3 separate regions of the Homo sapiens genome follow, and all the other regions are linked to region 1. A link is a loop called in an ENCODE intact Hi-C map of the cell type or tissue named here. Cell type or tissue: endothelial cell of umbilical vein. All regions are shown on one strand. Links, peaks and the distances in the headings refer to the core of each region. The heading gives the core; the rest is flanking DNA. Region 1 overlaps LOC101928387 (a long non-coding RNA gene). Region 2 holds the start of LOC105369687 (a long non-coding RNA gene). Region 3 holds the start of LOC124902892 (a long non-coding RNA gene).

Evidence for each region. Peaks named below come from ENCODE experiments on the same cell type or tissue, not always from the same donor. Only the 100,000 strongest peaks of a DNase experiment are listed, where the experiment ranks them.
Region 2: it touches region 1 in a loop (11-fold over the local background); 2 of 110 quality-filtered maps call a loop at or near these places.
Region 3: a loop joins it to region 1, with 19 times the contacts of the local background. A loop is called at or near these places in 2 of 110 quality-filtered maps.

Annotation. Positions count from the first base shown.
Region 1 is chr12:19,570,858-19,581,471 of GRCh38, forward strand. All of the region lies in intron 3 of LOC101928387 (a long non-coding RNA gene), which reads left to right. Among named protein-coding and RNA genes, the nearest start is that of AEBP2, 140 kb to the left of the region's middle. RefSeq lists an enhancer at 2,288-2,377. In endothelial cell of umbilical vein, for the core only: a CTCF peak has its summit at 2,179 (motif pointing right); DNase peaks (open chromatin) are centred at 2,194, 4,044, 5,174, 6,474 and 1 weaker place; H3K27ac peaks cover 5,268 bases.
Region 2 is chr12:20,207,562-20,218,175 of GRCh38, forward strand. It overlaps LOC105369686 (a long non-coding RNA gene), which reads left to right. Exons shown (of 3, transcript XR_931417.2): 2 at 3,034-3,092; 3 at 4,216-4,872. It overlaps LOC105369687 (a long non-coding RNA gene), which reads left to right and starts at 4,880. Exons shown (of 2, transcript XR_001749039.1): 1 at 4,880-5,775; 2 at 7,095-7,748. RefSeq lists enhancers at 4,598-5,339, 5,340-6,080. In endothelial cell of umbilical vein, for the core only: no CTCF peak of the experiment used is centred there; DNase peaks (open chromatin) are centred at 4,760 and 5,260; H3K27ac peaks cover 1,391 bases.
Region 3 is chr12:19,268,669-19,279,282 of GRCh38, forward strand. PLEKHA5 (pleckstrin homology domain containing A5) reads left to right here. Exons shown (of 32, transcript NM_001256470.2): 9 at 1,102-1,217; 10 at 1,520-1,537; 11 at 5,848-6,315. LOC124902892 (a long non-coding RNA gene) reads right to left here and starts at 10,218. Exons shown (of 3, transcript XR_007063235.1): 1 at 10,129-10,218; 2 at 7,898-8,074; 3 at 7,016-7,097. In endothelial cell of umbilical vein, for the core only: no CTCF peak of the experiment used is centred there; a DNase peak (open chromatin) is centred at 5,403; H3K27ac peaks cover 1,516 bases.

The DNA.
Region 1 (10,614 bases), core at 1,090-9,089:
CCTCCCGGGTTCACGCCATTCTCCCATCTCAGCCTCCCGAGTAGTTGGGACTACAGGAGCCTGCCACCACGCCCGGCTAATTTTTTTTTGTATTTTTTAGTAGAGACGGGGTTTCACCATGTTAGCAAGGATGGTCTCGATCTCCTGATCTTGTGATCCACCCGCCTTGGCCTCCCAAAGTGCTGGGATTACAGGCTTGAGCCACCGTGCCCGGCCGACCAATTTTCTTAGTGTTGATTTCTATTTTTATTGCCCTGTGGTCTGAGAGTGTGTTTGGTATGATTTTTTAATTTTGCTGATGATCACTTTATGGACAATTCTGTGGTCAATTTTAGAGTATAAGCCACATGCAGATGAGAAGAATGTATATTTTGTTGGTTTTGGGTGGTGAGTTCTGTAGATATCTATTAGGCCCATTTGGTCAAATGTCAAGTTGAGGTCCTGTATTTCTTTTTAGCCTTCTGCCTCAATAACCTGTTTAATACTGTCAGTGGGGTGTTGAAGTCTCTCAGTATTATTATGTGGTTATCTAAATCTCTTCATAGGTCTCTAAGAACTTGTTTTATGATTCTGGGTACTCCTGGGCTGGGTGCATATATGTTTAGGATACTTAGGTCTTATTATTGAATTGAACTCTTTACCATTATGTAATGCTCTTTTCATCTTTTTTTGATCATTATTGGTTTAAAGTCTATTTCATCTGAAATTAGAATAGCAACCTCTGCTTTTTTCTGTTTACTGTTTGCTTGGTAGGTTTCTCTCCATCCTTTTACTTTAAGCTTATGGTGTCATTGCATGTGAGATGGATCTCTTAAAGACAGCGTAGAGTTGGGTTTTGCTTCTTTATCCAACTTGCCACTCTGTGTCTTTTAACTGGGACATTTAGCCAACTTACGTTTAAGGTCAATATTGACGTGTAGATTTGATGCTGCTATCTTATTGTTAGCTGGTTACTATGCAGACTTGATTGTATGGTTGCTTTGGTTGCATTATAGTGTCAGTGGTCTCTGTACTTAAGTGTGTTTTTGTAGTGGCTGGTGAAGGTCTTTTGTTTTCAGATTTAGCACCTTCTTAGGTACCTCTTGTAAGGCAATGGTAATGAATCCCCTTGACATTTGCTTCTCTGAAAATGATCTTATTTCTCCTTCGCTCATGAAGCTTAATTTGTCGGTTTATGAAATTCTTAGTTGTAATTTCTTTTTTTAAGGAATGCTGAGTATAGGCCCCCAATCTCTTCTGGCTTGTAGAGATTCTGCAGAAAAATCCACGGTTAACCTGATGTATTTCCCGTCGCAGGTGACCTGCCTCTTCTCTCTAGGTGCCTTTAATATTTTTTCTTTCATGTTTACCTTGGATAATCTGATGATTATGTGTCTTGGAGATGGTCATTTCTCTGCATTTCCTGAATTTGAATGTTGGTCTCTCTGTCGAGGCTGGGGAAATTTTCCTGGATGATATCCTCAAATACGTTTTCCAAGTTGTTTGTTTTCTCTTCCTCTCTTTCAGGGATGCCAGTGAGTCATAGGTTTTCTCTCTTTACATAATCCCATATTTCTTGTAGTTTTTGTTTATTCTTCTTTATACCTTTTTTCTGACAGTTATTTTTGAGAATCAGTCTTCAAGCTCTAAGATTCTTTCCTCAGGTTGGTCTGTTCTGCTGTTAATACTTGTGATTGTATTATATAATTTCTGTAATGCGTTTTTTGGCTCTATTAGATCAGTTTGGTTTTTTCTTATAAAAGCCATTTCATTTTTCAGCTCCTGGATTGTTTTACTGCAATCCTTAGATTCCTTGAATTGGGTTTTGACTTTCTCCCCAGTCTTGATGATATTCAATCCTATTTATATTCTGAATTCTGGCTCTGTCATTTCATCCATTTCAATCTGTTAAAGAACCCTTGCTGGGGAACCAGTGCCATCATTTGGAGGAAAGAAGACACTCTTGTCTTTTTGAGTTGCCAGAGTTCTCGCACTGGTTCTTTCTCATCTGGGCTGAAGTTCCTTTATCTGTGCTGTAATTTGAGTACAGTCAGTTTTCTGGATGTTTTCAGAGGGCCGAGGCTTTGTGCAGGGTCTTTATTTGTATTAACAGGTGAATTCTTATCTTTGGTTTCACAGGAGGATGTATTAGCAAAACGTTTTTGGTGTTGAAATTTGGGCTGTGATCCAGCAGATGGCGCTTAAGTGTAATGGCCAATTAGGTAGGCTCTTGCTCAGCCATGTGGGTCCTCTGTATTTCCTTGTGTTTGTAGTTGTACTCCCTCTCAGCACTCCCAATGTTTGGGCTCCTCTACTCCTCGATTCTGGCTGCAGATCTCGGCTTGCCACTCCCGGGCTGCACACTGAAGTCCTGAGCCGAGCTCAGGCTTTATGTTCCCTCCACAGCTTGGAGGAAGCAGGGGAAGGGATCTTGGCGGTGGCTGTGGAAGAGGTCCTTTCACTTGTCTCTTGGGGATCCATCCCAGAGAAATGCCGAGCCGCTCCCAATCAGCGGGATTGGCCGAGGGTGAGGTGGCTGGGTTGTGGGCCTAAGCCAAGGGGCCCGGCCTGGTGGTGAACAGGGGGGCCGATGGCTCACAGGAGAGACAGACTGGCCTCTTCTCCTTAGGACGGCTGTGGTGTGCTGGAAGTGTGGGTAAAGCACTCAGGGTTTTTGTTCCTTTCCCAATCTGAAGGCAGCAAGGGCAGGACCGCTGCGGTGGCAGTGAGAGACGGGCTTCTGGTTGTCTCTGGGAGCTCTCTATCTTGGAGATGCGCAGAGCTGCTGCTAATGGGAATGTTCAGCCAGGGGGTGAGACGGCTGCGCTGCTGGCCTGAGCCGGCCCTGCTTGGTGAAGAGTGGGGGCCGAGGGCTCACAGGAAAGGAGACTGGGCCCCTCTCTCTGCGGTGACTGTGGCGTGCTGGAGGCGCCAGTAAAATTTCCAGGCTCTGTTCCTTCTCCAGTCCAAGGGCAGCAAGGGCAGAACCGATGCAGTGGCTGCGACAGAGGGGCTGTCGGTTGCCTTTGGGACCGCCCCCCCTCTCCAGGGAAACTCAGAGCCCCCAGCAAAATGGGTGTGCTCAGCCGGGGGTGGGGCGGCTGCTCTGTGGTCCAGAGCTGGGGGCCCTGCCTGGTGAAGAGTGGGGGTGGGGGCTCTCAGGGAAGAGAGACTGGGCTTCTCTCTGCATGGTGGCTGCCATGCGCTCGCTCGAGGTTCCAGAGTAGCGAGCAGGCCCTTTGTTCCTTCCCTAGTTCAGGCTGGTCGTGCGGGGGCCCAGGTTGGGAGGCCCTGCCCAGTGAGGAGGAGCAAGGGCTGTCACCCCATGGAAAACAGTCTGGCAGCTTTTCCACGAAGCGCTGCTGTGCTGGAGGCCTGTCTTAGTTCCTAATCACAGCTTCCCTCAGGAACCTGGGGGGCAACAGGAGAGAGGATGGCAGAGCAGCAAAAATGGTGGCCTGCCTGCATCCTCTAGGAGCCGTGGCCCAGGGAAGTGGAGAGTTGCCCCCCACCTAAGAGTTAGGCGGGGCTGGCTGCGCTAGGGTCCCAGGCCAGTGGGTCTTGTCCAGTGAGGTGCAGTGGTGCGAGGCTCAAACTCCTGGGCTCACACAATTCTCCTGCCTCGGCCTAAGTGCTGGGATTACAGGCATTAGCCACTGCGCACTCTACCTTTTTTTTTTTTTTTCTTATTTTTTCTTCCAAACAGGATTTTGAGAGCCAAAAGAAAGGAACTGAAAGAATCTAGGCACATTATACTATAGCTATATAATTAGCAAGAAACTTGAGGAAGAATGAGATTGCCTCATCTGTGGCCTTGGGGAGAGGAGAGGAGGACATCTGGGTTATGGGATTAGAGTTTACAGGAGATTAGAGTTATGGGGTGATAAGCCCTCTGCTGGAGGGTGGAGAGAAATGAGGTGGGTATCAGGAACCTGGTGAGTTTCACTGGTGGCTGTCCTGAGGCAGCAAATGGGAGCCAAGCTGAAGCTTATAGAGAATTCACCCATCAAAGGTGGACCATGTGCCATGTGTGGATTGTGCAGTGGGCCACCTGCCCACACACCAACACTGACAAGCTCTATCAAAATTGTCCAGTCTGTACATTTCAAGAGTTCAGTGTACTTCTCTTCCTGTTTTTCCCCTCTTCTCTTCAAATGCAAGGAAAGGGTAATCTTAAGATTCAGAAGAGTGATTTGTTTTTCCCCGCGTAGTGAGCAGTTTTCTCGCCCCCAACTAATAAACCATCTATTCTTTTCCCATTAAGCAATATATATCACATAAAAATTTCATTTAGAAATGAGCCTGTCTCTGGCAGATTCACCATTTTAATAAGAGGCCCTAAACTTTTCCATGCTTTCCATGAAAGCTAAAGGTCATTAGCACAGAAGGAAAAGAAAGAGCTGTGAAACATATCCATACTCTGTCAATGACCTGAGGTGGGGTAGGCAACTGCAACTGCAAGACTCATCAATTGAACATATGTAGGTTTTTAGTATCTAGTAGATTACACAAAACACATACAGGACTTTGTAAATTTGAAGGGAGAAGGTTGGAGAATATGGCAAAGGAGGATCATATCCGTACTAGTCAGCTAGGAAAAACAAGCTGGGAAAAAATGAGAACAGAGTAGATGAATTGCATAGGAATTTCTGAAATATTCTAAGAATGCCATGGATTAAATAGGATTTTATGAACTTGCCTGGGAAGCTAATGATCGTTTCTATGAGAAAATGTATTTCACTTTTCAACTCAGGATATCTGGAACATATCTCTCTTTGTCACAGTTCCAGAAGAATTCCCAGGAATTTAGCTTTCCCTTTACTCTAATCTCAGAAGGAGCTATACCCTCTTTGAAGCTCCATAGAGAGAAATAGGAACAAACTTACCCAAAACACACGGTGGGTATGAGTGCTGATTTTTATCCCCATGGAGAAAGGGAATTTTACAGCAATGAGCATAGGGTCTCTGGTGAAAGGTCATATCCATACATATCTTTATAGAAAAAAAAAAAGAAGGCTTGGAAATAGTGAGAACAAAGCCCAGAGCCCAGGGCTTGGTGGGAAAGCAGGCCCTGGCTCCCCTTCCTGCATGTGAGTTTTGACTTCTTCCTGTGCTGGTCAGGGCTGCAAATGGCTGATAATATCACTGAAGCCTGGACTATCTTCAAAGCCCGACTGGCACAAAATGACATATTAATGTAGTATCTCATTTCCTTTGCATTCTGGGGACAAGTGGGATTGGCTCGATGCCCAGGGATATCCTGTGAACTCATGGAATAGGACTGGGCTAAGCCTGGCTAGCACCTGACAGATCCTGTCTATGGAACTAGGGACATTTTTTCTCACTGCTTGAATTGGTTGGAACATAAAACTAAGATGGCATTTGATCTGTCTTGCAAAGATTTGGTTCAGAAAAATCTTACAAATATGCTGATAGTAACTAAAATTTTCTCTGTATCTGTTGCTTAGATGCAATAATTATGTGTTGAAAATTGTATATATATCATATTTATATACTTTAGCACCTAGAAATGGAAGTATTTAGTGTTATGGAAAAACAGATGGATAGATGAATAAGCTCTCTCTCTCCTCTATTTTTCTTTCCCCATTTTATACTTTTTAAAAGTTAATTTAATAGGTAGATTAAAGACATCTTTAAATGACTGTAAAAATAAAGTTCATGTTTAGACAAATTTCCCAGTTGGAATTCTCTGTTTAAAACACTCTGTTTTCATGACCTGCACTGTTTATTTTACATTCAGAGATGTGAGCACATGGGAACCATTTGCAGAAAATGTCTCTGTTTACTTCTAAAACTGATATAATAGAGAAGCAGTGGGTAGAGGTTCAACCAGCTGACTTTCTAAAGCTAGCTGTATAATCTTTCTTTTTATTACTACTGACATGCATTTATGAAAAGAAAATGGAAGTTACGGAGTGTAATGAAGAGATAAATTCAGGCTATCTCTGAAAGTCTATGTAACACCCAGAATTTACAGAAATAAGGAAGTTCATAGTGATCCTTTGTGGTTGAAGTCTGGTAAGAAATGCTCAATGCCATTTTACCTCTTTGGACTGACAAATAATAATTGATTATAAAATAAAATGGACAGTCCCAGTTTGGACTGTCAGCACATCTACTACCAACAGTAGATTGCAAGAGCCTTCCAACTCATCTCTCTACACTCAATTTCTCCCCCCACACTCAATCCATCCTACAGCCTGCTGCCAGAGTGATCTTTAACACTGACCATAGCTTTCCCTGTCTTAAAATGTTGTAATGTTTTTTCCCTGTTGGTTTTGGGAGAGGTGAAAACTTGAGGTCTGTTGGTTAAAACAAGCTGAAGCTAGTTTACTTAAAAAATGTATATATGTGTGCGTAGTTTACTTAAAAAATTGTGTGTGTGTGTGTGTGTGTGTGTGTGTGTGTGTAATACACACAGACACACTTTTTCCTCCATAAACTGTGAGCCTGGAAAAACATGTAATAGTTGCCAACTGGGAAATTTGACAGGAAATCTAGATAGCCTGCTCTTATTAAAAACAAACAAACAAACAAAAAACCCAGAAGCTCTGGTAATGCCAGCCTTACATTTTTGCATAAGAATAATTACATTGTTCTCTTTGGAAGGACATGATTTCCCCTGTTTTTCACAGGATTCTATACTTTCTATTCTTCTTCTCATTCATATGATCTCATTTTGCTAATTTCCATGATCTATTTGGTATTTACAGGTATTTAAGTGTTTAACTCTTGGACTGTGGGCTCAAGTCCAGGTCCTTAGATTTGTGTATAAGAACCATCTGGTTTACATTAACTTTTTAAGGCTCATTTCTCACATCTTCTCCTCTTTAATTTTATTCTCCAAAAATAAGGTTGTCCTAATACACTATGTGATTTTTACTATTTCTAGGTCTTTCTATCTATCTGAAAAGGCTTCTCTATTTCCTAAATTATTTCTTCCCTCTTGAATGTGTTTCCTGATTTCCTTAGCGTTAGACATTCTTTCTTGGTATATATTTCTTGATACTAAAAATACTGTACTTTCATTATTGATTGTATTACTCTATATTTTACTTATTTGTATAAAATAAGGAGACACTTTCTTTTATATGAGCAGCAGGTGTAAAATTTCTTGTGGGGAAATCCAAGCCTTTGAAGAGGAGTAGCTTTGACCAGCTTGTTCAGGAGCTGAAGTGGAGGCCTCCAGGCTGAGGTGGGAGCTGTCCTGGGACTCAGAGAACCAGAGGAACCTCTGCATGAGTTACTGTTATGGAGGCAAACAGGAGGCTATGGACTGGGGCTGGAAGGAAAATTGAAGGACACAGAGAAGAGACTTAGGAGACTTGGGAGGAGAGAATTTTTTTTTTTTTTTTTTTTTTTTTTTTTTGAGACAGTCTCACTCTTTTGCCCAGGCTGGAGTGCAGTGGCACAATCCCAGCTCACTGCAGCCTCAACCTCCTGTGCTCAAGGGATCCTCCCACTTTAGCCTCTGTAGTAGCTGGGACTACAGCCACGGATCACCATGCCTGGCTAATTTTTTTGTATTTTTTTGTAGCAATGGGTTTTTGCCATGTTGTCTAGGCTAGTCTGGAACTCCTGGGCTCAAGCGATTTGCCTGTCTTTGCCTCCCAAAGTTTTGGGATTCCAGGCATGAGCCACTATGCCTAGCCACAAGAACTTTCAAATGGAGGATTTTAAAAGTAAACACCACCAGAAGAAGCATTAGTTGAAAAGCATTAAAAGAGACTGACCCTGGAGAATGGAGTAGGAATAGAAAGCAGGTAGGGTGAGGCAATTGCTTTTCACTGTAAGCTGTTTATAGTTTTTGAATTTCAAAACTCAAGTGCATGTAATAGTTTGATAAGTGATTTAAACATTACTTTTAGGAAAACCTAAATGTAACAATTCATTGCGTGTAATGTGAAACATGTGCATGGTGTAATAAATCACCAAATTTGGAGTGATTGTTTTTTTCACGAAAACCAGTGAAGAAGCTGATATCTGAGGACTGGCTGATGTGAGACCAGAAGTGTCAGCTTGTGAAGGTACGAAAGCAGCTAATATCTTAGCCACATTTGTATTTTTCTAAATGCACTCTTAAAAAAATTATCAAACTAGTACATGCCCTGGATTTAAAAAATTACAGAAGGCTGGCCGGGCATGGTGGCTCATGCTTGTAATCCCAGCACTTTGGGAGGCTGGGATGGGCGGATCACCTGAGGTCATGAGTTCGAGACCACCCTGGCCAACATGGTGAAACCCCGTCTCTACTAAAAACACAAAAAATTAGCTAGACTTGGTGGTGGGTGCCTGTAATCCCAGCTACTCGGGAGGCTGAGGCAGGAGAATCGCTTGAACCCAGGAGGCTGAGGCAGGAGAATCACTTGAACCCAGGAGGCGGAGGTTGCAGTGAGCTGAGATTGTGCCATTGTACTCCAGCCTGGGCAACAAGAGCAAAACTCTGTCTCAGAAAAAAAAAAAAAATTACAGAAGGCTTTAAATTAAAGAATCACAGTCCCTCTCACCCCCTCTGCGACTGTTTTCCAGCTACAGTCTCATCCTCTAGGGTCAACTTCTTTTAATTCTTTCAAACTTACTCTATATTGAGCTCTTCTGGTTAACTTTATATCTCCAAATAATATGCTAAGGTTACTGAGGCAGATTATATTTTCTAAAGATCATCACAACAATACCTCCTTTTTCCACATAACTCTCTAGAAACTGGCTTTTCTCCTATCAAGAGGTAGAGTATTTGCCCTTCCTTTGAACCTTGGAGACAGCCTTTTTGACTGTCTTGGCCAATAGACTATTGTAGAAGTGATGTTATATGACTTCCAAGGCTAGGTCCTAAAAATGTCATGAGCTTCTGCCTTATTTTTTTTTTGAGATTTTTGTCCTTGGCACTTAGCCACCTTGCTGTGAGGAAGCCTAACACACAAGTAGAGTGATCCAGGTTGAGGGAGCTGAGCCTTTGGCCCTCAGCTCTGCAGCCCTAACTGAGTTACCAGTTCACATTGAGCATCAGCTTGTCATACATGTGCATTAAACATTTTATTTTATTTTTTATTTTTCTTTGAGACAGAGTCTCACCCTGTCACCCAGGCTGGAATGCAGGCACGTGTTCTTGACTCACTGCCACCTCCGCCTCCCAGGCTTAAGCGATTCTCGCATCTCAGCCTCCTGAAGAGCTGGGATTATAGGCTTGCGCCCTGATGCCTGGCTAATTTTTTTATTTTTAGTAGAGATGGGGTTTTGCCATGTTGGCCAGGCTGATCTTGAACTCCTGACCTCAAGTGATCTGCCCCCTCGGCCTCCCAAAGTGCTGGGATTACAGGCGTGAGCCACCATGCCTGGCCTACCTGTGCATGAAACATTTAAAACATGCATTGTTCCAGATCCAGTTTGATCGATATCAGTTGATGATTCCTGGAAATAAGCTCCTGCCAAATCCTGCCTAAATGGCAAATTTATGAGCAAAATGATTCGTTGCTGTTGTTTTAATCTACAGATAAGTTACTATTTCTTGATTTATTGGCTTGAGGGTTTATCTCTTACTGCTGTGCTAGATTGATTTAGTGTCCTTATAGATATTTTTTATTAGTCTATTGTACCTTCTTGTAGAGTGTTCTTTCATCTTTCTGTTTTCTATTATCTTTTTTTGTGACTACACCTGATAGGATGTTTGACTTCTTGAATTGATCTGAAATGTCTCTTGTTTTTTTCTCTACATTTTTTTTGTTTTTTTCTATGGAAGATTTTCTCAACTTTATTTTCCAATTCTTCTATTGACTATTGTGGTAGGCTAAATAATGGCACCCAAAGGTATCTATTCTTAATCCCTGGAACCCATAAATATTACCTTATATGGCAAAAGGGAGACTACTCCCTTATAAAGCAAAAGGTGTGATTAAATTAAGGACTATGAGATGGAGAGATTACCCTGGATTATCCAGGTGGGCCTAAGGCAATCACAAGTATCCATAGAAGAGAAGGCCATATTATGAAAGTGCTATAATTTGGATATGGTTTATCCTCACCAAAACTAATATTGAAATTTGATTCCCAATGTGGTGGTACTGGAGGCGGGGCCTAGTGGGAGGTATTTGGGTCATGAGGGTGGATCCCTCATGAATGGGTTGGTGCTGTTCTCACAGCAGTGAGTTCTTGTTCTGATGAGACTGGATTAGTTCTCTTGAGAATTGATTAGTTCCCTCAGGAGCAAGTTGTTATATTATAAAGTGAGGTTCCTCCTCCTGTTTGGTCCTCTCTCTTTGCATGTGTTAACTTCTGCTTTGGCCTTCTCTGCCGTGTTATGATGCAGCATAAAAGAAGCACTTCTGGCTTTGTCAGAAACCAAGGCCATACCCTTGAACTTCCCAGCCTGCAGAATCACAAGCTAAATACACCTTTTTTCTTTATATATTATCCAGTCTCAGGTATTCTGTTATAGCAACACAAAATGGATTAAGACACTTGCTGAACCTTAATTTTAGCTCAGCGATACTGATTTTAAACTTTGGGCCTCTAGAACTATGAGAGAATAAACTTCCATCATTTTAAATCATCAAGATTGTGGTAATATATTACACAAGCCATAGGAAACTGTTATAGATGGCAAAAGAACACATGAAA
Region 2 (10,614 bases), core at 1,398-9,397, 640 kb after region 1:
TCTTCAAACCTTCATCTCTCTAGTTCTTGTGACTCTTGGCTTAGCATCAATGGTCAAATTAAATTCTTCAGGCCAGGAGAAATAGAGGTGGCCCTTACAGGCATCCCCCCAACAAACAATCTTAGACAGTATTTTATCAACCGGGAAAGCAATATTTACAGATGCTAAAAGATAAAAGGCTTTCTAAAAAAAAAAGAAAAAAATTCAAGTGTCAAACAAGCAAAGGAAAAGGAAGAAGAAAGTTACAGCATTGGCTGACTTGAGGGTCTTAGCAAGAATTTTCTAAATCTACAATAATGATATTTCAATAATAAGTTTTTGATTAGTTAGATGGTATAATGTCAGTAGGATAGAATAGCCAAAGTTATGCTGATAGCAAGGCATTAAAAGATATTTAGAGCTGGGACCAAGGTGGTGCCTCACGTCTGTAATCCCTACACTTTGGGAGGCCGAGGCAGGTGGATCACTTTGAGCCCAGGAGTTCAAGTCCAGCCTGGGTAACATGGCGAGACCCTGTCTCTACTTAAAATCCAAAACCAGCTAGGCATGACGGCAAGCGCCTGTAGTCTCAGCTACTCTGGAGGCTGAGATGGGAGGATGTCTGGAGCCCAGGAGGCAGAGGTTGCAGGGAGCCAAGACTGTGCCACTGCACTCCAGCCTGGGTGACAGAGCTATACCTTGTCTCAAAAAAATAATTAAAAAAAATACTTCATGGGCAGAATGTAGAATATTTGTTAAACTATTTGTTGGAGGAGTTTTAAAGAAAATGAAGGAAGAAAGAAAATAAGAAATAAAAACAGGCTTATTTAATGAGCCCCTTCTAGATGCCAGAACAAAATATAAATTGAATAAATAATAAAAATAAATACTACCTATTTTAAGACAGAAAATATATTTGAGATGTTTCTACTCATTTCTTACTAAGAATCAAGTCAGCAGTTGGGGGAAGAAATAGATATATCACAGAAATAATTCATTTATTCAAATTTATTTTTGTTAGTTCGCAGAGTAAGAATGCAAATGTCTTGGATTTCATTCTCCAGCAATTAGCAGTATATTTTTAAGCCAGTTGGAAAAAATGCTGTTTCTGGGATAACTAAAATCTTGCAAATGAAAACTCAAGATCAAATAATCAGCTGTGCAAGGTGGTTCATACCTGTAATCCCAGCAATTTGGAAGGCTGAGGCAGGTGGATTGCTTGAACTCAGGAGTTCAAGACCAGCCTGGGCAAAAAAGTGTGAGACCTCATGTCTACAAAAATAAATAAAATTATCCAGGTGTGGTGGTGCACACCTATAGTCCCAGCTACTTGGGAGGTTGAGATGGGAGGATCACTTAAGCCCAGCAGGTCGAGGCTGCAGTGAGCCATAATCACACCACTGTACTCTAGCAAGACCCTGTTTAAAAAAAAAAAAAAAAGAAGAAGAAGAAAAATCTATCCATATATAAACTTCACTATATTGCAACCAATGTTTTTGTTGGCAAAAGCAATTTTGATATAGACAAGAGATCCCTTCTCTATAGTTTTTCAGAGATTTTTCTCTCCAGGGATTTATATTCTAGAGGCCTAAAACAAAAGTAAAAGTAGACTTAATTCATTCTGTTTCCCTGTCTTTTCTCTTCTTCTTCCTTTTAGCCTAATCACCAAATATTTATTTTTGGGCACTGGGCTAGGTGCCATGGAACAAGAGATGAATAAGACATAGTCCCTGCGATCAAGAGGTTTATCATCCAGTGGGAGAGATAGAATAAATAAAAAAAAAAATAAAGTGTTGTGGCTTTTTCATAAAAATATGTACCTATGGGGAAAAAGAAGGAAGAAGTTAGTTATATATATTAGTCTGCTTTGTCTCTTTTGGATGGTAGTTTAGATAATTATGAGCTTATATTTGCAAAATGGGCAAAGTGAAAAGAGCGTTCCAGGTGGAAGCAACAACACAAACAAAAGCAAAGGCTTAAAATAACAGGTGTGTGCTGAAACCCACCCCATGGAAGGAGGCCATGCTTCATGGCATAAACAGGCCCAGGGAACTCAGTTTGTGACAGCAGGGAGAAATGGAGGCGTAGGTGAGGGTGGTTTTCCTTGCTTCATGGGTATATACTGCATTGGTACCTATGGCCGGTTGAGGGATGAGGGGTGGAAAGTGAAGGGAGGATGTTTGCTTTCTTTCTCCATCACACCCTGAGTTTTCACTGTAAGAAGGAAGGGAATGAGGGAGCCTCTATTCCCTGTCTTTCAGAATGGGCAACCAGTTCTCTTCACCACCCCCAGCTTATACTCTTCCAGAGTGTATCTTTAAACATTGGGACTGTTTTTATCTTCAGAACCTGGAGGAAAAATACTTCATAGCCCTCTGCACAAAGGCTTGGCCAAATTGTGATGTATAGGAAGGACCGGCTTGGCCTCAGGAAGGGACCATTCATTTTGATAACATCCAGCAGTTGGAACTTCTCTGTAGATGTGAGGACACATGGTCTGAGGCCCCATATGCGCAGGCTTTGTTTTGGGGGAAAATGGCGGTCAGATTCCTCCCTGAGGTTTATCTAAGTGTTCCTAGCAAAGGAAACTTTGTCCCCTCCTCTTTCTCTCCCTTCCCCTCCTCTTTCTCTCCCTTCCCCTCCTCTTTCTCTCCCTTCCCCTCCCCTCCCACTTCCCACCTCCTCTCCCCTCCCCCTTCCCACCTCCTCTCCCCTCCCCCTTCCCACCTCCTCTCCTTCCCCCTTCCCCTCTCCCCTCTCCCCTCTCTCCCCTTCCCTTCCCCTTTCTCTCCTCTCCTCTCTTCTCCTGTCCTCTCTGTCCCGTCCTGTCCTGTCCTGTTCCATTCCATCTCTATTCCTGTCATCTTTGTTGTTGTTTGTGCTGGGAAAGTCTGTGCTGGGAAAAGGAGTTTGGGCCAATTTGGTAAAAAGAAATTTGTTTCTTTGTATATCCATTTATTCATTCAACATACATTTATGTAGTACCTACATTATGTTCCTGGGAAATGAAGAGAAAATGACTTGATCCATGGCCTTAACTTGTCTATTTTACAGCATAGTGGGGAGAAGATATAGGAACTACTACAATACAATGTAATAATTCCATAATGAAGGTATGTATGAGCTGCAGAGGAAATGCAGAACATAGTAAGTACTTGAGGTCAGACTTAAAAAAAATGAGTAATTTTCTGTGGGGAGAGGAAATCAGACAGAATAAATACATTTTATATTCAAAATTTCAGACAAGTTAGGGAACCTGGCATGTTTAAAGAAAAACAAATGGCTTAGAACGACCTGAGGAAGATAGATGGGTGAAACCATTGAAGCTAAGTGAGGGCCAGATTTGGAGAGGACTTCATGACAAAATTTTTAAGAGCTATGATCTGATCAGAATTGCATGAGCAGAGTAAAAAAAAAAAAAGGAACTAACATTAGTTAAGCATGTGTGCTAGCTCTGTAATGACTATTTTTACTCTTTTCCTCTTTTTTAAGAGATGTGGATCTCTCTCTGTTGCCCAGGCTGGAGTTCAGTGGTGCAATCATAGCTCTCTCCAGCCTCGACCTCCTGGGCTCAAGCAATCCTATCATCTCAGCCTCCCCAGTAGCAAGGGGTACAGGCACATGCCACCATACTTGGCTAACTTAATTTTTTTTTTTTTAAGAGACAGGGTTTCACTATGTTGCCCAGGCTGTTGTCAAATTCCTGGCCTCAAGTGATCTCACACCTTGACCTCCCAAAGTGTTGAGATTACAAGCATGAGCCACCACACCCGGCATGTGATGACTCCTTTGGATATAATATCTCAGTATGATCCAGTGGGAAGAGCACAACTTTGAGTCTAGACAAACTTGGGTTCAAATCTTAGATCTTCTTCATTAATTTTAAGAGTTGGGCCAATTATTTAAGTTCTTTGAACTCCTACCCTCTTCATAATGTTTAATTCATAACCTGCAGGCTTGTTATAAAGAACAGATGCTAGGTGTAAAATGAATAACATAGGAAGTATAGCTATATTGTTACTACTAATAAACTTTGTTAGAGCCAAAATTCAAAGCCATGCTTCATTCCAAAGAATACACTTAACACGGACCTAGTCAATAGGAGGCTGCAGCCCTTTGGCCAGAGTGCTTTGTTTAGCAGTGAACACACAATTCATTCTGAGTACACCAAAGTTAACCCCGAGAATTATACGGGAGTTGTGATCTAACAGCTGTGTTTTTCTGATATATTTACAGCAATGAGGAAGTAAGTGTAAAAATCACTTTTTACCACCATGAAGCATGAACCAGCCAAGAAGTAAAGCCAAAATAGAAGGAGGCAGAGTGAGGAAAAGGAGAGCAAGTCCTAGTTCAGCTGCACCTAAGTCAGTACAAGCAATGAGCTTTTTTTAGGTAAATGAGCTAAATACTAGTAATAACTACAATAATAACAACAGCTTTTCTTTAACTCAACTTGCATTGAGTCTTCAGTCACTTGTATCCAATAGTACACTGACTAATTAAATTGGAATGAGCAACCTAGAAGCTCACTTTGGAATAGCAATAATGTAGACCTGGAAGAGTTTTCATCAATAAGGGAAAGAAACTAAATATGAGGAAGTGAAGACAGTCCATGTAGACTGCTTGTTCTAGAAGCTGATCTATTTTTAAAAAATTACAAAGGAGAAGATTCAGTAGCTAGAGTGGAGGCAGAATCGAGGAAGTATTTATTCCTAAGATGGGAGAGACTTGAGCATGTTTATGCACAAAGGGAAAGATGCCAGTGGAAAGGAAAAGGTTGACAGTACTGAGAAGAGAGTGGATAATTAATGGCAGAAATCCAGACGGACACAGAATGTGATGACTATTTCTGTTGCCATGAAATCTCTAGTAAGGTCTAGGGTCTGCTCAGACGGTAAATTTGACTGAAAGTGTTCAATATTTTTATTTTTTATTTATATATCTATTTTGGCTTTTCAGCATGTCTATTATTTTTATGTCTCCTCTAGTCTTGTCTACTGTCCTAAAATCAAGTGAAGTCTGATAATACCCCACTGTCCCCACCAAAAGCAAACAAACACAAAAATAAACAGAACTCAACTAAACCTCCCTATTCAAACTAGTGGAGATCTTCATGGCCAAAGAATACCCCAGATTACTAAAGGCATCTCAGAACAGTCATTTTGCAGGCTTTCAGTTTCTGCTTTCCTTTTTTGCCTGCAATTTTGCACAATCAAATGCACAAAAACAATGGGAAAGGGGATTACGTCAAATGTACGAAAGAAATGGCAGGAATCCAGTGGGAAAGACATGCCCTCCACATTTGGCAGGAGGCGTGCTGGGAGGCAGTGGCTTTGCAGAGTGATGAGTCACACTTGAACAGAGGCTCTGGAAGGAATTAGTTCAAGAGAAGGCTGGAGAGCTCCCTGAAATGTATGAGTGCCTCAGGCCATTAGCAATGTGTGTGTGATCACAATGAGACAAAGGAAACCCTGAGATCCGCAGACTTTCTTTCAGGAACCAGCAGAGTGTCCCTAGCTGCTCTTTCCTCCCTGGTGGGTGTAAAACCACAGCCCTTCTGTTTTAGTGGGAAAACGTTTCAAGAGGACCACTTTTTAGAAAACTTTGTCTGGGCCAAAGAATGCAATATGAGTGTAAAATACGTAAATAGATAAAGCAAGCCATGACTCTGAAGGAGAGATTTGATCTGCTCAAAGGTCAATTGGGCCACAAAATTAATGAGCTTGAGAAAGACAGGACAAGAGATGGGAGAGAAGAAATCTGTGTGTTGAACTCTGCATCAATTAACAAAAGCAAGTAAGTATCTGACTGGCAGCAAATTAGCTAGCATATGGACGAACTCTAAAATAACCAGGCATAGAACAAAACCAAATTTAAATATCAGACTTATCTATTGAACGGTATTGCAAATATCAAATGCCTTGTACTATAAATATAAAGCTCCCAATTCTTATGCTAGTAAACTGCTGAATATTTAATACCTTGAGAAGGGGTGGGCCACGTTTTTGAAATAATGTTAAAAGTATATAAATATAAATATCTATCTACATAAATAACATCTATGCTGATCCTGTTTATGTACAGTTTCACAGCATTCATGTAACTTTGCGAGCAGTAGTAAAATTCTAATTCTACAAGAATGAATTACATTTTAAGCTTGTGATATAGAATAACATGACTCTTTGTTACACTGTATGTTCAGATTTTGCCAGAAAATAAAAGAGAAGTGAGGTTTTTATAGGCTGAATTATCAAAATGTCACCTAAAACCCCACAAATTGGTTTTTAAGTGAAGTGCTATGAAATAAATAAAATTCTCTAGTAGACAATGCCGTTGAGTTTGTCAGTTAGTTTATAAAGTATCACGTGATAGAGCATTGTGTTTCTAAAGCATTAAATAATAGATCAAATGCTATGGCTATTGAAGGATGGATCAGTGCTGGATCACCTAAAATAGATTAAAAAAAACTGCTAGTGTAGAGGCAGTTGTGCAATAATGTCAGAACGCAAGTTCAGAGTGTGCCAAAACATCTGCTAATTTCTAGCTGTTATAATATAAAACTTACTTTTTTCATTTCAAAAGACCAAAAAGTACTTGAGATGAGAGGAGGGAAATGTCTTCACTTTGGGGACTTACGGCGAAGACACAAAGTCCTTACAACACAATTGTGATAAGATGACTTGAACATTTCATTATTCTACTTTCATTTACTTAGGAGAATAACCTTGACACTAAATTAATGTAGAATAAAATGGAAGTTTCTACAAAGTGTAAACATCTCTACCATGTGACTAGAATGATGTCAGCAAAACTAGTGATCTGAGGCCAACAGTGAGCTGTGGAAGGATGTCCTCTAACAATAATTGAAGGGAGTGGGCTGGTTTGGCTTTGACTTTTAAAAATTACTAGAGATGCGTGTTCTATGTCTCTCCTGCCATTTGAAAGGCACGTGTGTACATGAGAGCTGATTGTGTCCATTCTCCCTTTGCATGATAATTCTTGGCCCTTTGCCTGGTTTACTTTAGAGTTTGTATTACCTCATTATTTATATTTTTCTCCAAAGTCCTGCTCTGAAGAGCTTTTCCTGAATGTGATTTTTCTGTCTCCATCTTCAGAGTTGGCCATGCAGAAATCTAATAATGTCAAACCATTGCCCTCAAGGATGTGATAATAATGACTTCTGCTTGGAGATGGCAACCAGTTAATGCAGTATACTCAGGAGGGCTTTTGAAAGACTGCAATACAATTTCCCCATTTTACAGATAAAGAAACTGAGGTATATTTGAAAATGGAAGAAATAACAATTTTAATGGTCAGATGCCAAAATATTAAGGTAAATAAGAGCTGACATCTGCTATGCATCATATCCTGTGCGAGATGCTAGGCTTTTTAAATGTGTTAATTCTAATTATTCCATTAATTTTGTAAATTAAACGGGACTGTTTCCATTTGTTGCTAGGTGACAGGGCTGGGATTTGACACCAAGCCTGTCTCCTTCCAAAGTCTGTTCTTTATGATATCACACAATGCTGCCTCTCCATTGAAAAGATAAGTTTATTATGTTTTTAAGTAGTAGATTGCTTCTTAAAGCATTTTATTAACTATTGTTTTATCCTCAAAGAATCTTTTCAGTTTAATAGGTATTGTTAACTTTTTGTTATAGAAAAAGAAACTGAGGTAAATGAAGACCCACTGACTTGCTTACAAAGGTTAATCACGTTATGGGAAATAAAATTCAGGTCTTTTGTGTTGAAAGACTGTGCCATTTACATTGTCTATTTCAAGTATTCATTTTTGGATAAACCCAAAGCAGTTAAGGTCAATGATACATGTATAGGGATTTCCACAAATAACCACATAATTTTACATGCCATTACCAAGACTGTAGGTAAGAGGTACTATTGTACACTGTAAAGAAAAATACAATTAAATGTTTCCTGAGAGCAGGAACCCTACATCCTCAACAACTAACATAGTGCCTTGGCAAATAGTAGGTATTCAATAACTGTTTGCCAAATGAATAAAGAATAACTTAATAACATTCACAGTTAGAGGGAACTTGTTAGTGAGGATGAAAATGAATAGTCAACATTGATTTGCAGTTGAAACTGTAAAGCTGCAACTTCTTAGCTTGTCTGTTAGGCCGCTGATGAAAAACAGAGAGAATACCTTCTCTCAAAAAGCTTCACGGGGAAAATATGGTCTGAGAAATAATTTTTAATTTGAATATGCACATAATCCAAATTCATCTATACACCAAAAATTCCATAAGTGGTATATACACTATTCAGTGGATACACCAAAAATGGCCTTATGTCCTAAGAATTTGTTCTTTCAGTCAATAAACAAATTTTTTGGAGTGCCTACAGTGTGTTAGTCATGGTTCTAAATAGTAGAAAAATGGTAGTAAAAAAACAGAGAAAAATGTTTCCCTCATATACCATACATTCTAGTATAAGAAGTGAGAGTAAACAGTTAAATTTATATTATGTCAAAACAGTGAAGAAAACCAAGCAGGAAATTAGTACTGGTGTGTATATATGTGTGTCTATATGTAAGTAGGTGCAGTTTTAAATACAGTTATGTAGGAGTCCTCACACATAAGATGACATCTGACTGAGGATATGAAGGAGGAGAGATGTAAATATTTGGGGACAGGGGGAGATGATGGGAAAAGCATTTTTAGAAATGGACTAGTACATGCAAAGTTCCTAAGGCTGGAGAGTGCTTACATTGTTGGAGAAGAGAAAGAAGCGTGGTGCTGGAAGAGGGAGCATGGTACGCAACAAAGTCAGAGCAGTCAGATGGGGATAATATAGGCCCTTACACATGGTTGTAAGGGCTCAGAATTTTCTCAGCATGGGAAATCATTAGTGGGCTTTGAGCAAAAGAATGACATGATTTAAATTGTGCTTCATAAGAATTTCTCCCACTACTTACTGTTTTTTGAATGGAACAGGGTCAAGAGTAAAAGCTATTACAATGATCCAGGTGAGAGATGATAGCAATGAAGTGGTAAAAAGTGGTCATATATTGAATATATAGTTGAAGGCAGAATTGCCAAGATTTGTCAAGGGACTGGATATGGGGCAGAAAAGAGATTAGTCAAGGATGACACAGAGGTTTTCAGCTGGAGCAACTGGAAGGTTTGAGTTGCCATTTACTGAGATGGGAAGGGGTCGAAGAGGAGATTTAAGAGATTAGGAATTCAGATTGGAGACGTAAAATAGGAAGCTGGGTGTGTGAGCTCAGAGGAAATGTCTAGGCCTGATATATAAACTGGAGAGTCATCAGCTCATCAGCCTATAGATGTTATTTAAAGTCCTAAAACTGAATGAGCTCACCAATGAAAGTCTGTTTGATAGATAAGAGAAGTCCACAGATCAATCCATTGCGAGAGTGAGGATAAACACTGAGAAATAGCATCCAGTGAAGTAGTAGACAAGGCAGAATTTAATATTTAAAAGCCAAGTGTTACAAGTGTTTTAAGGATGTTGATTAATGGTGCCAAATGTTGCTTAACAATCATGGAGGTGAGAACAGAGAACTCATCAAAATAATTAACAATGGGAGATCATTCCTGACCTCAGCAAGAGCTGTTTCACTGGAGAGATGGGGCCTGATGTGGTTTGGCTCTGTGTCCTCGCCCAAATCTCATGTTGAATTGTAATCCCCAATGTTGGATGTGGAGCCTGATGGGAGGTGATTGGCTCATGGGGCCAGTTTCTTGTGGTTTAGCACCATGTCCCCTTAGTACTGTCCTCATGAGTTCTCATGAGATCTGGTTGTTTAAAAGCGTGTAGCTCCTCTCTTCCCTCTCGCTCTTGCTCCTGCTCCCACCATGTGAGACATCTCATTCCCCCTTTGCCTTCTGCCATGATTGGAAGCTTCCTGAGGCCTCCCAGAAGCAGAAGCTGCTGTGCTTCTTGTACAGCCTGCAGAACCATAAGCCAATTAAACCTCTTTAAAAAAAAAAAAAAAATTACCCAGTCTCAGGTCTCTCTTTATAGCAATGCAAGAATGGACTAAAACAGGGCCAAAGATCTGAATTAGTTTGGGTTAAATAGAGAACAGAAAGAGAGGAATTGAAGGCAAAAATAAATATACAATTTTATATTTTGATAAGAGAAGAGCCAGTGGGTTAGTGAAGATAACAGGGTAATGGACAGTGAGTGTCCGTGTGAAAACATCTACCAGCATACCTGGGAATAGTATGACCACAGCAGAAAAATCAGCTATCATGTTATACGGCTGTGTGGAAATCTATGTCCCTGGTGGGGAGACATTTCTCAGAGTAAAAAGATGAAGGAAAACTTAATTGACACATTTGAAGATATAGAGTATTTTCCCTGTGACTGACCCATTAGTCCGGTGGGCCTAACGAATGGTTTTAGGAATTGGAGAATATTAGGTGACAAGGTCAGGTTAGGAGATATACAGAGCGATATGGGTTTGGGGTCCCAGAGACAGGTAATGACCTAGGAGTCAAGTGCTTCTCTGACTAATGTAAACAATAATAGATAATCTTAAGCAAATCATATGCACAAGGTTGTGAGTAATGGAGACGAGGGAGGAGGAGATGGGAGTATTGCCAGGAATATACAGAGTGCTGGGGCATTTGTTATGTGATACCTA
Region 3 (10,614 bases), core at 1,710-9,709, 300 kb before region 1:
ATTTGACTGATGGCGAGCATGGTGGGGATTCTTAGTGTCTTGAGTCATGGCTAGAACTGGATCGTCTTGATACCAACCCAGTGTTCCTTACATTGATCACAAATATGGGCAGTGGTCTTTATTTTTCCAAAACCCCACTCAGGGAGTCCAGTAACATTTTGTAGGTGGTTTTAATTATCTTAACATAGAACATTTGAGTAGTTTATTAAGGAACAGCTCAAAAAGAAAACACCATTTCGGATCATTTATAAATCTTTTGTGTTTGGGTGTAGATACCTATAAAGGATTCTATAAAATACAGCAGTGCCTTTTGAGGCCTAAAGAAATTGCTAACGCAGGAGGGAAATGCCATAACATGTACATTTCTATTAATTTTGTTGCTGGTTGCTGGGAATATTCTTAAATAAAGAATATTTATTCAAGAATAAATATTCTTATTCTGGGTGTGGTGGCTCACACCTGTAATCCCAGCACTTTGGGAGGCTGAGGCAGGCAGATCACTTGAGGTCAGAAGTTCGAGACCAGCCTGGCCAACATGGCAAAACCCCGTCTCTACTAAAATACAAAAATTAGTTGGGCATGGTGGCACATGCCTGTAATCCCAGCTAATCGGGATGCTGAGGCAGGAGAATCGCTTGAACCAGGGAGGCAGATGTTGCAGTGAACCAAGATTGCTCCACTGCACTCCAACCTGGGCAACAGAGTGAGACTCTGTCTCAAAAAAAAGAAAAAAAAAAAAAAAGGTGTGAATTGCAGTAAATGGAAATTGCTAGAAATGTGGAGATGGAAGAGGCACCACTAAGTACTTCATTTCTCACCTCCTTTCCTTTCCATGCACTCTTTTTTTTTTTTATTTTTAATTTTAGAGTGTGCACACAACTAAAAGAAAGAGGGTAAAATTAAGGGGGAAATTAATATATATTTTTCAAGTTAATAGTTATATTTTTTCTTGATTCATTTCCATATCTCAGGTAAAAGATAAGTCTACTTTCTCTGAAATTTGATAGCAACGTTCTATGTCAGGAATCACTTACCTTTTTTTCTTTTTCTTTTACAGAATCCTATATTTTTATTTAAAATGATCGTGTCATTTTCAATCAGGCAGCCCATCCAAACATGCGGACCTATTATTTCTGCACTGATACAGGAAAGGAAATGGAGTTGTGGATGAAAGCCATGTTAGATGCTGCCCTAGTACAGACAGAACCTGTGAAAAGGTAAAGGCTTGTAGAAAAAATGATGGTGATTTCCACTTCCATTTTATTCCATGCCTTGCAAGTATTTCACTGTCATAGTACATATCATTTTAATAGTCATGGTATGAAATCATTTTTTCCTCAGAAAGCAAGGATCAATTCCTGTTCTGAATTAAATTAATACACATTTTGTTAGTTTGCGATACCACCTACATTTTTATTCCACTTTTCTTCTTTTTCTTCTTTATTCATTTTCACCTATCGGTGTACTGGGGTGAATCCAGAATCCTAACATTCAAACTGAATGTTCTTTCTTCTTACAGAATTACCTTTAATTTCCGGTGAGTACGTTTTTAATTGTTACCTTAAAGCTACACAGATTTTTATCCTTTGAGATAGTGTTTTTAAGATTCTAAATCTTAGAAGAGAGTTTATTTTTATGAAGTTAATTTGTGTTTTTCTGTAATAGTGTGTTGATGTTTCTAAAGTGTGATGAATTACAGTAAGAAACTTTGATAGTTTCATTTTTTCAACATTTCTGATTAATTTTTATTGTTTTTGTAATGAATGTCTCCAGAAAATAGTTCGTCAAGCATTTAGATTGTTTCCAAATCCACTTCTTGGTGAATTGTACCTTTTTTATATTGAAACTCCACTACTCAGATTCCTTGATAATATAGATAAGTGCTGTTAAAATTGACCCATGTATTTTTCCCTGCTTGAAGATACGAATCATTTTAATATTCTTCAGTATAGCTAGTTAGAGGAAATCTGATTCTCAGACTACATAAATACAAGTAGTATAATGTGCTTTTTAAAAAATATATATTCCTGTAATTCGAAGAAAAAATTATGATGCAAGTTAATTTTTCTTCCAGTCAGTGACAGCTGAGCACATATCTTATGTAAGAAAGATGCTAATGTGCATCTTTTTTCCCTCTTCTTTTTTTTCCCTCTTCTCAGGAAATTAGGGATTGTTACAGTATACATCTAGTCCTTTGTTTTTCTTATTCTAGTGTGCATTTTAATAAAGTCTTGGCTTTTTGGCTAAAAGACTTAGGTTGATGCTGTGTATTTGTGCTATTTTTGTAAATATCAAGTCTAAATCAAGTTACCCAATCACTAGTAATTAGAGCTGGGGAAAAACTGAAAAGAAAAGAGGGTCTAGGATATAGCTCTAGGACATCTATTTTTAAGAAAAACCACTTTTGCCACATGCATATTGCAGGATGAGAGCAGATAGAAGGAAAATCTGTTTTTGGAATTGCATGTGTAAAAATTACCTGAGTAGCATAAAGATGAGGTGGTTAGCACTGATAACGAGAGAAAATGTGTAGGTGAAGAGAATTCATTTAAAATCTTCAGGCTGAGCATGGTGGCTCACACCTGTAATTCTAGCACTTTGGGAGGTTGAGGGATCACTTGAGCCCAGGATTTTGAGATCAGCCTGGGCAACATGATGAAACACCATCTGTACCAAAAATACAAAAATTAGCTGGGCGTAGTACCACACTCTTGTAGTCCCTGCTACTCAGGAGGCTGAAGCATGAGGATCACTTGAATCAGGAGGTTGAGGCTGCTGTGAGCTGTGACTGTGCCACTGCACTCCAGCCTAGACAACGGAGTGAGACCCTGTCAAAAAAAAATAAAAATAAAACTTCAATACTTTTAACTTCAAAGCAAAATTTTTAGGAAATTGTTTAGAATACAGAAATCTGTATAATAATTAAAATATTTATGTCCAAATAATTTCAATATTGTATATTATACTTTTCTCAGAATTTCAGCATGTTTCTACTTTATTTTATTAAATTTACCACTCTAAAAACTGATAATTACTCGTAATTTGGGATGATAAAGATGGCAATTATTTGGCTTGGCTTTTGGCAACCTGATAGTTCACTAGTTAGGTGCTTATACAGTTTTCAGCCGTCTTTGTTAGTGTAATCTACTCAGACAAGATTTATTAATACCACCTGCGTGCCCAGCTTAGAGTCCGTTATCCTGTAGAAATTATGTGTTTTCTTCTACTCCTAGTTGTTGGCATTTTTATCCCACTCTATTAGATTTAGTCATTCAAAGTGAAAGTAAGTATAGAGAGATTTTGTTTGCTTGGTTTTAAGCTAATGCACTCATTTTGCTGTATGGCTCAAATACTTAAAATATTTATCAGAGCTTATCACTGTAATACAACATCCAGTTTTTAACTTGAGAGTTCATTCTCCCTAACTTTATAAAGTATTTCACCTGTTCACGATAATGTCATAGTCTCCTAGTGTGCAGATCATTGATGGCCCAAAGAAAAAAAAATCTAAGTATAATATGGATTCTCTGAATAATTTTCATCTCTAAGCCCATTATTTTCATTTTATATATCTCAGTGTATTTTCTGCAATAACTTAAATGTCACTTTTTAAAATTAGATCACAAGTTTTATATTATTTATGGTACCTTAGCATACTTTTCTGAGTCAGCTTTGTTCCATTTAGAGAAAAGTCATCATATGTGTCTTTTTGACTACTTTTTCAATGATAAATCTTGGGGAAAAAGAAAAAAAACCCACCACAGTTTTAATTTAAAATAATAGCTTTAGGCTGAGCACGGTGGCTCACGCTTGTAACCCCAATAATGTAGGAGGCCAAGGTGGGAGGATTGCTTGAGCCCAGGAGTTCAAGACCAACCTAGGTGACCAGTGAGACCCCGTCTCTAAAAAAATTTAAAAATTAGCTAGGTGTGGTGGCGTGTACCTATAGTCCCGGCTGCTCGGGAGGCTGAGAGGGAAGGATCACTTGAGCCCAGAAAGTTGAGGTTGCAGAGAGCCAAGATCACGTCACTGCACTCCCCCCTGGGTTATACGGCAAGAGACCTTATCTCAAATAATAATGATAATAATCATGATGACAGTAATAATAATAGCTTTAGATAGACTACAGTAAATATGTTTTAAAAATCTTTTCAGTTATTTTATGTTTAATGTTAAAATTCCTACCCTCCCAAATAGCAAGGGATACATATGCTTTTAGTGTAAATGTTCTATGCCTTCTTTGTTGTTCTTGTTTTGAGATGGAGTCTCGCTCTGTCGCCCAGGCTGGAGTGCAGTGGCACGATCTCAGCTCACTCCAAACTCTGCCTCTCAGGTTCAAGCAATTCTCCTGCCTCAGCCTCCCGAGTAGGTGGGATTACAGATGTCCTCCACCAAGCCAGCTAATTTTTTTTTTATTTTTCGTAGAGACGGGGTCTCACCATTTTGGCCCGGCTGGTCTCAAACACCTGATCTTAGGTGATCCACCCACCCTGGCCTCCCAAAGTGCTGGGATTACAGGCATCAGTGGCCACACCTGGCCAACTTTTATTTTTCAAGAGAAAGAAGCACATAGTCTATCTTAGTAAATTTTCCCAATGTCTAATGTTGCCTCCAATCTAGAAGCCATGGTTTATATTTAACCTAAATATATGGATGGTTCATAACTTTACTCCAAGAAAAATAGTCACCTTTTTTTTTTAATTTTTTTTCCTTGGTGACCATATTCCAAAGCTTCTAGATATCTTCATCTATAGTTGATTACAGATATATGTATATAGATCTACATCCTTTCCACACGTCATAAACATTGGCAGCATTACCACACCTAGTTTCTGATAGAAGCATTTTTATTTATTGGAATATGGAGGGTTGGCTGGCTCCTGAGAGGCCTCCTAGAGTGGCATGATCTTGGCAGTTTCGTGCAGGTTCACACACTCAGCTTGATCTTTTCAGAGTCTGGAAGTGATTAGGCTCAGGGAAAGACCTAGATATGGCAACTAGAATAGTGAGCAAGTACAACTGTCGAGTGACCTAGACACATGCTGTTAACGAGCTCATTCTTTCAGTGGCCAGGTGGACATGGGATGCCAGATTCTAACCCAAGATTGCTTGATGTGTTGGAATTATAATGGTAAAATAAGGTCTGTGCCAGCCACTCATTAACTCATCTGATTCTCACAAGAACCCTCTGATCTTGGTGGCACAATCATACCCATTTACCAAAGAGGAAGCATAGGCACTTTAAGTGTTCTGTACTTTGCCTGAAGACTCAGCTAGTAAGAACAGAGTTGCAAGCTGGACATGTGCAGTCAGACTCCAAGAGCTCTAAAATCATACTGAGTTCCTCTTGAATACAAACAAAAGGAGTTAATTATATGGTTCAGATCTTTGATAGCATCAGACTATGATTTCCTGTTGCAGCCATTTCCACAACCAGACTCATGTTTGTCTCATGAGTCAACAAGCAGCTAACCTTGGCTGGGAGCCATGTGGCTCCTTTCAAGGGACTATCTACTGTGGTCCTTTAAGTGTAGACTTTGTGGTTTAACTGTCATAAGGCAATCTTAATTTGCTTTATTTTCAGATTCCTAATGGTGGGAGCACACATCACTTTTTACGCTCTAGTTCTTTATGTTTTCTTTTTCCCCCTTTCTGTTTATACATTCTGGTGTTGTGCTTGAATGTTAATATCACAGCATTGGGTATTTGTGTAGACTTGTCCACTGTGACCCTTTCCAGTCCCCTGGCCCCCACCCCCGTAAAGTATAATTTTTCCTAGATTGAATCCCAGAAGTAATATGTACATTATTTCATCTGATTTACTATGATTTTCTTCTCTGATTTCAGAGTGGACAAGATTACATCTGAAAATGCACCAACTAAAGAAACCAATAACATTCCCAACCATAGAGTGCTAATTAAACCAGAGATCCAAAACAATCAAAAAAACAAGGAAATGAGCAAAATTGAAGAAAAAAAGGCATTAGAAGCTGAAAAATATGGATTTCAGAAGGATGGTCAAGATAGACCCTTAACAAAAATTAATAGTGTAAAGCTGAATTCTCTGCCATCTGAATATGAGAGTGGGTCAGCATGCCCTGCTCAGACTGTGCACTACAGACCAATCAACTTGAGCAGTTCAGAGAACAAAATAGTCAATGTTAGCCTGGCAGATCTTAGAGGTGGAAATCGCCCCAATACAGGGCCCTTATACACAGAGGCCGATCGAGTCATACAGAGAACAAATTCAATGCAGCAGTTGGAACAGTGGATTAAAATCCAGAAGGGGAGGGGTCATGAAGAAGAAACCAGGGGGTAAGTGTCTGTCTTGTCATTATGAACCCAGGTTTCTTTGATGCTGTGTTGGTGGAGATTGGTTTCTGAGCTACTGATTAAAATATTGGTTTAAATTGTGTTTTAGCTGTTATAGCTTCATTACTACGTCTTTTGTTTATAATGATCAGATATAAGTATTTATTCTCTGTCTCTTATGTTCTGTCACCCAACTTTGCTAATGGCAAGGAGTCATCCTTCCTGGCCAAGCACAAGGAAAGGCTTGGGTTACAGGCAGAGATCGAGTTTATTTGGGAGAGGGAGGGAGCAAGCCCTGTCCTCCCAACCCACCCCTGTCTTGTCCCCTGCCATTATCACCTCTTCTCTGACTGTCCTCCATTACCAGTTTCTGCAGGTTGGTACAATGCAAGGATCTCCTGAGACAAGTAATATGGAGGCAGCAAAGGCCTACTGCTCTCTAATTCCCAGTCTTATTCTTGGGCTTTCTTTAAATCAGAATGCACATAACTATTAAATTCAAGGCCAGGCGCAGTTTTTCGGCTTGTAATCCCAGCACTTTGGGAGGCCAAAGCAGGAGAATCGTTTGATGCCAGGAGTTTGAGACCAGCCTGGGCAACCTAGCAAGACCCTATCTCTGTAAAAAATTCTTAAAAATTAGCCAAGCATAGTGGTGCATACCTGTAGTACCTACTACTTGGGGGAAGTTGAAGTGGGAGGATTGCTTGAGCCCAGGAGTTGGGAGCTGCAGTGAGCTATGACTGTGCCAGTGCACTCCAGCGTGGCAGCACAGTGAGAACCCAACTCTAAAAAAAAAAATGTAAATATATTTATATGAGCATTTATTCATTTTTGCATGCACCTTTTCTTAATATATTTATTTTGCAACTACTATATGCTAATTGTGGGACCGCAAAGTAAAATAATGAAAAGATACAGTCCAGATACTCACAGAGATAATTCTCTAGTAGAGGAGACAATTGAATAAGTAGATGCAATTTAGTGTGACAAATACAATGAAGGCAGACCAGGGTGCTGTAGGAACACATTTCGGGACAACAGCACAATCTTAAGGATTCAGAGTCTAGGAAAACCTTTGTAGAGGAAGCAAAACACAAGCAGTGATACGAAGAATAACATGCATATTATGGCTTAGATATGCAAAGCGCCAGGCTTGGTAGAGAACAGAAGAATCAAAAGAAATCCAGTATGACTTGATTGTAACTGGGGAATCAATGAGTGAAGAACAGGCTAGAGACATAAGCTAGGAGAGAGAGATTCAGATTGGTGTCTCAGAAATCTGGATAATAAATTGGAGAAAGTTCAAAAGTTACTTAAGTGATTGAAGTGAGAAGAGGATGAGGATGTATTCGGGATATAATTGACAAGTCTAGTTGATTGCTTTGATGTGCTTGATTGCAAACTCGTCTTGCTCAAGATTAAGTTTGGTGCCGGGCAAGGTGGCTTGAGTCTGTAATCCCAGCACTTCGGGAGGCCAAGGCGGGCAGTTCAGTTGAGGCCAGGAGTTCGAGACCAGCCTGGCCAAGATGGTGAAACCCCATGTCTACTAAAAATACAAAGATTAGCCAGACATTTTAGTGCTCACCTGTAATCTCAGCTACTGGGGAGGCTGAGGCAGGAGAATCTCTTGAACCCGGGAGGCAGAGGTTGCAGTGAGCCAGGATCGTGCCACTGCACTCCAATCTGGAAGTTTCTTGAAGGAAATCAAAAATGACACCCTGCCTTTTAGGCCTGGGCAACTAGGGTGATTTGGTGCCTTTTACTGCAAAGAAAAGATTTGGGAAAAGAGAAGATAGTGGTTGGATGGGTTATGTGAGGTAATACATATGTTAATTAGCTTGGTTTAGCCATTCCACAATATACATATTTCAAAACATGTTGTTCACCATAAATATATATAATCTTATTTGTCAATTTTCTTTAAAAAGGAAACTGGCAGATGCTCAAATTTACCAGTAATCAGGGAATTGCACATTAAAGAAACAATTAGGCATTATTTTTCACTTACCAGATTGACCAAAATCATAAATAAAAGAATTAAGGCATAGATGAATAAAAATTAGATTACTTAATGTTGGATGGAATGACAGACATGAATAAGCTTATATATTACTAGCAGGAAAATAAATTAATACAATGTGATTAGACAGAAAAGAAGCAGGAAGCAGGTCTGGGGGGAAAAAAATGAAAGGATGTTTGGAAGTACTTGGGAAAGTAATCACTTTCAGAAAAATTATAAAAATCCAAATCAGAAGATTGGTGCGTCTCTGCTCACCAAGTTAAATCTTACTTCAAAGAAGAATCACTTTTCCCCGAAAATCATACTTTCTTAAGTTTAAAAGTGTATAGAGAGAGTCAACAGATATCTGGAAATTAGAGGATTTTTAAAAATTGTGAAGTATAAATACTAGTTTTAGGTTCCTTTATGAGTGTAATTAATATCAGTAAAGTCTTTCAGTGACTTCTTCCTTTTGGACATACACCAACAGCTTCTGAAGGCTGGTTTTAGGTTATTTTGAGCTAAGATTTTCTCTGGGTTCCTCCTACATTTTTGGGTTAACTGTTATGCCAGTTTTTATAAATACTGTTATTTAGATGTTCTTTTGAAATGGCTTGAGTCCACTTTGGATCATAAGAAAATATCATCTACATTATGATATAAACTTCATCATAAAAATAGTTGTAGTGTTTTATAATGAAATGATTTTTTATTGGTGGAATGAAACAATTGTAATTCAATATATAAATCATTTTTTAAAAAGCTTTATGAAAGTCTTCTATTATTAAAGTTCTGATAGAAAGAAAAAGGTTTAATATTTAGTCAAAATAGTAGATCCCTGCATCTGTGAACAAAGCTTTAAAGTTTCATTCTGAGTGGCAGGCACTGTTAAGATGCATGGTCCTTAAGCCATTGTTCTGCATGGCAGAATCACAGGGAAAGGGCTTTTATGGTGCTTGACAGGCAGCTGCTGGCCAATGGGGCACTAAATCTGATGTAGGAGCTTAGAGTGTTCATTTCTTAAGCTTTCAGTTAAAAGTAAATCACACTTTGCTTAATTTGAATTTCTTTGGGGAAAAAAGTCACTAAAGGGAATTGTAGTTTTGAAAAACAGGTCTCAAAGTGCTAGAAATATATGGGATAAAAATAAATTTGCTTGATAATAATTTAATTTTTAATTAAAATTCCCCAAATGTGGTTCCAAAGATGACAGAAGAGCCTTTTAATGTCATTAATTAGGCAAGCTTACTAAAAATATATATATCCTGCTGTTAATGATCATATGATAGTTGACAGTTCAGGTTCAATATACGTCTCTACAACAGGGTCCAACCCAAACATTATGAATACTTCAGAGCACTTGACAAAAGTGTTTTAGTGTAATTATATTTTTGAACTATAATTTAGATATTAGTTTATAAGCAACTTTGGGTGTGTTTTAGATTGATAATGTATGTCCCCTTCCTTACATGTTTCTATGATATAGCTCAGTGCTTAATCTCTAGCTTTTTGCATATTAAGCCTCCTGTAGTATTTCTTCAATTTATGAATGACCAAACAAACCAAGGTGTGTCAGAGTAAATTGCTTTAGTACTAGGGCAGTCTCTTTGATGGAGTCAGCTTTCCCTAGCTGACATATTTGCACATAGTCATGGGATTGCCAGCTCTGGATGTTTTCCAGTTTCTGGCTTTCGTGTGATAGGAGACGGTGAAGATGGGGAGGAAGACCAAGCAGAAACAAAATAGGAAATACCCATGGAGGGAAAGCCTCAAGGAATTGAACTCTTTATACTGGTTATATAAGAGCAATTGGGTACCTTTCTCCCTCTCTCCACCCCGAAGGCATCGAATCGGATGGTTGGCCTGAATGCAGCGGTTCTTGTCTGGAGACATTTCGTTCAATTTTGAACAACCTCTTTTTGAGTAGAGACATTGAAATCCTGAAGAACAACCACCATGATGAAGGAAATTTAGTTTAGGAGAAACGGTTGAAAGAATTAGAAATATTTAAAATACAAAATAAGGCATAGAATTTTAGAGCTCTAGAATAAGTTTATGATGAAATCATCTTCTAGATGAGAAAAGAGGATCCCAGTTTCAGTTGGCCATTGGCTAGATTTTAATAGCATATTAAAGAGCTCTCTGGTGCGATAAGATTATATCCTTCCTAATTTTTAATACCTTTTTATTTTTAACTAAGTCATTGTGATAGATGAGTATGGTTTTTTAAAAATAATATTCATATCGTGGCAAAATTTAAAAATAGAGGGATTTTTTTAAAAAATCAAAAAGTTTAGGGATCA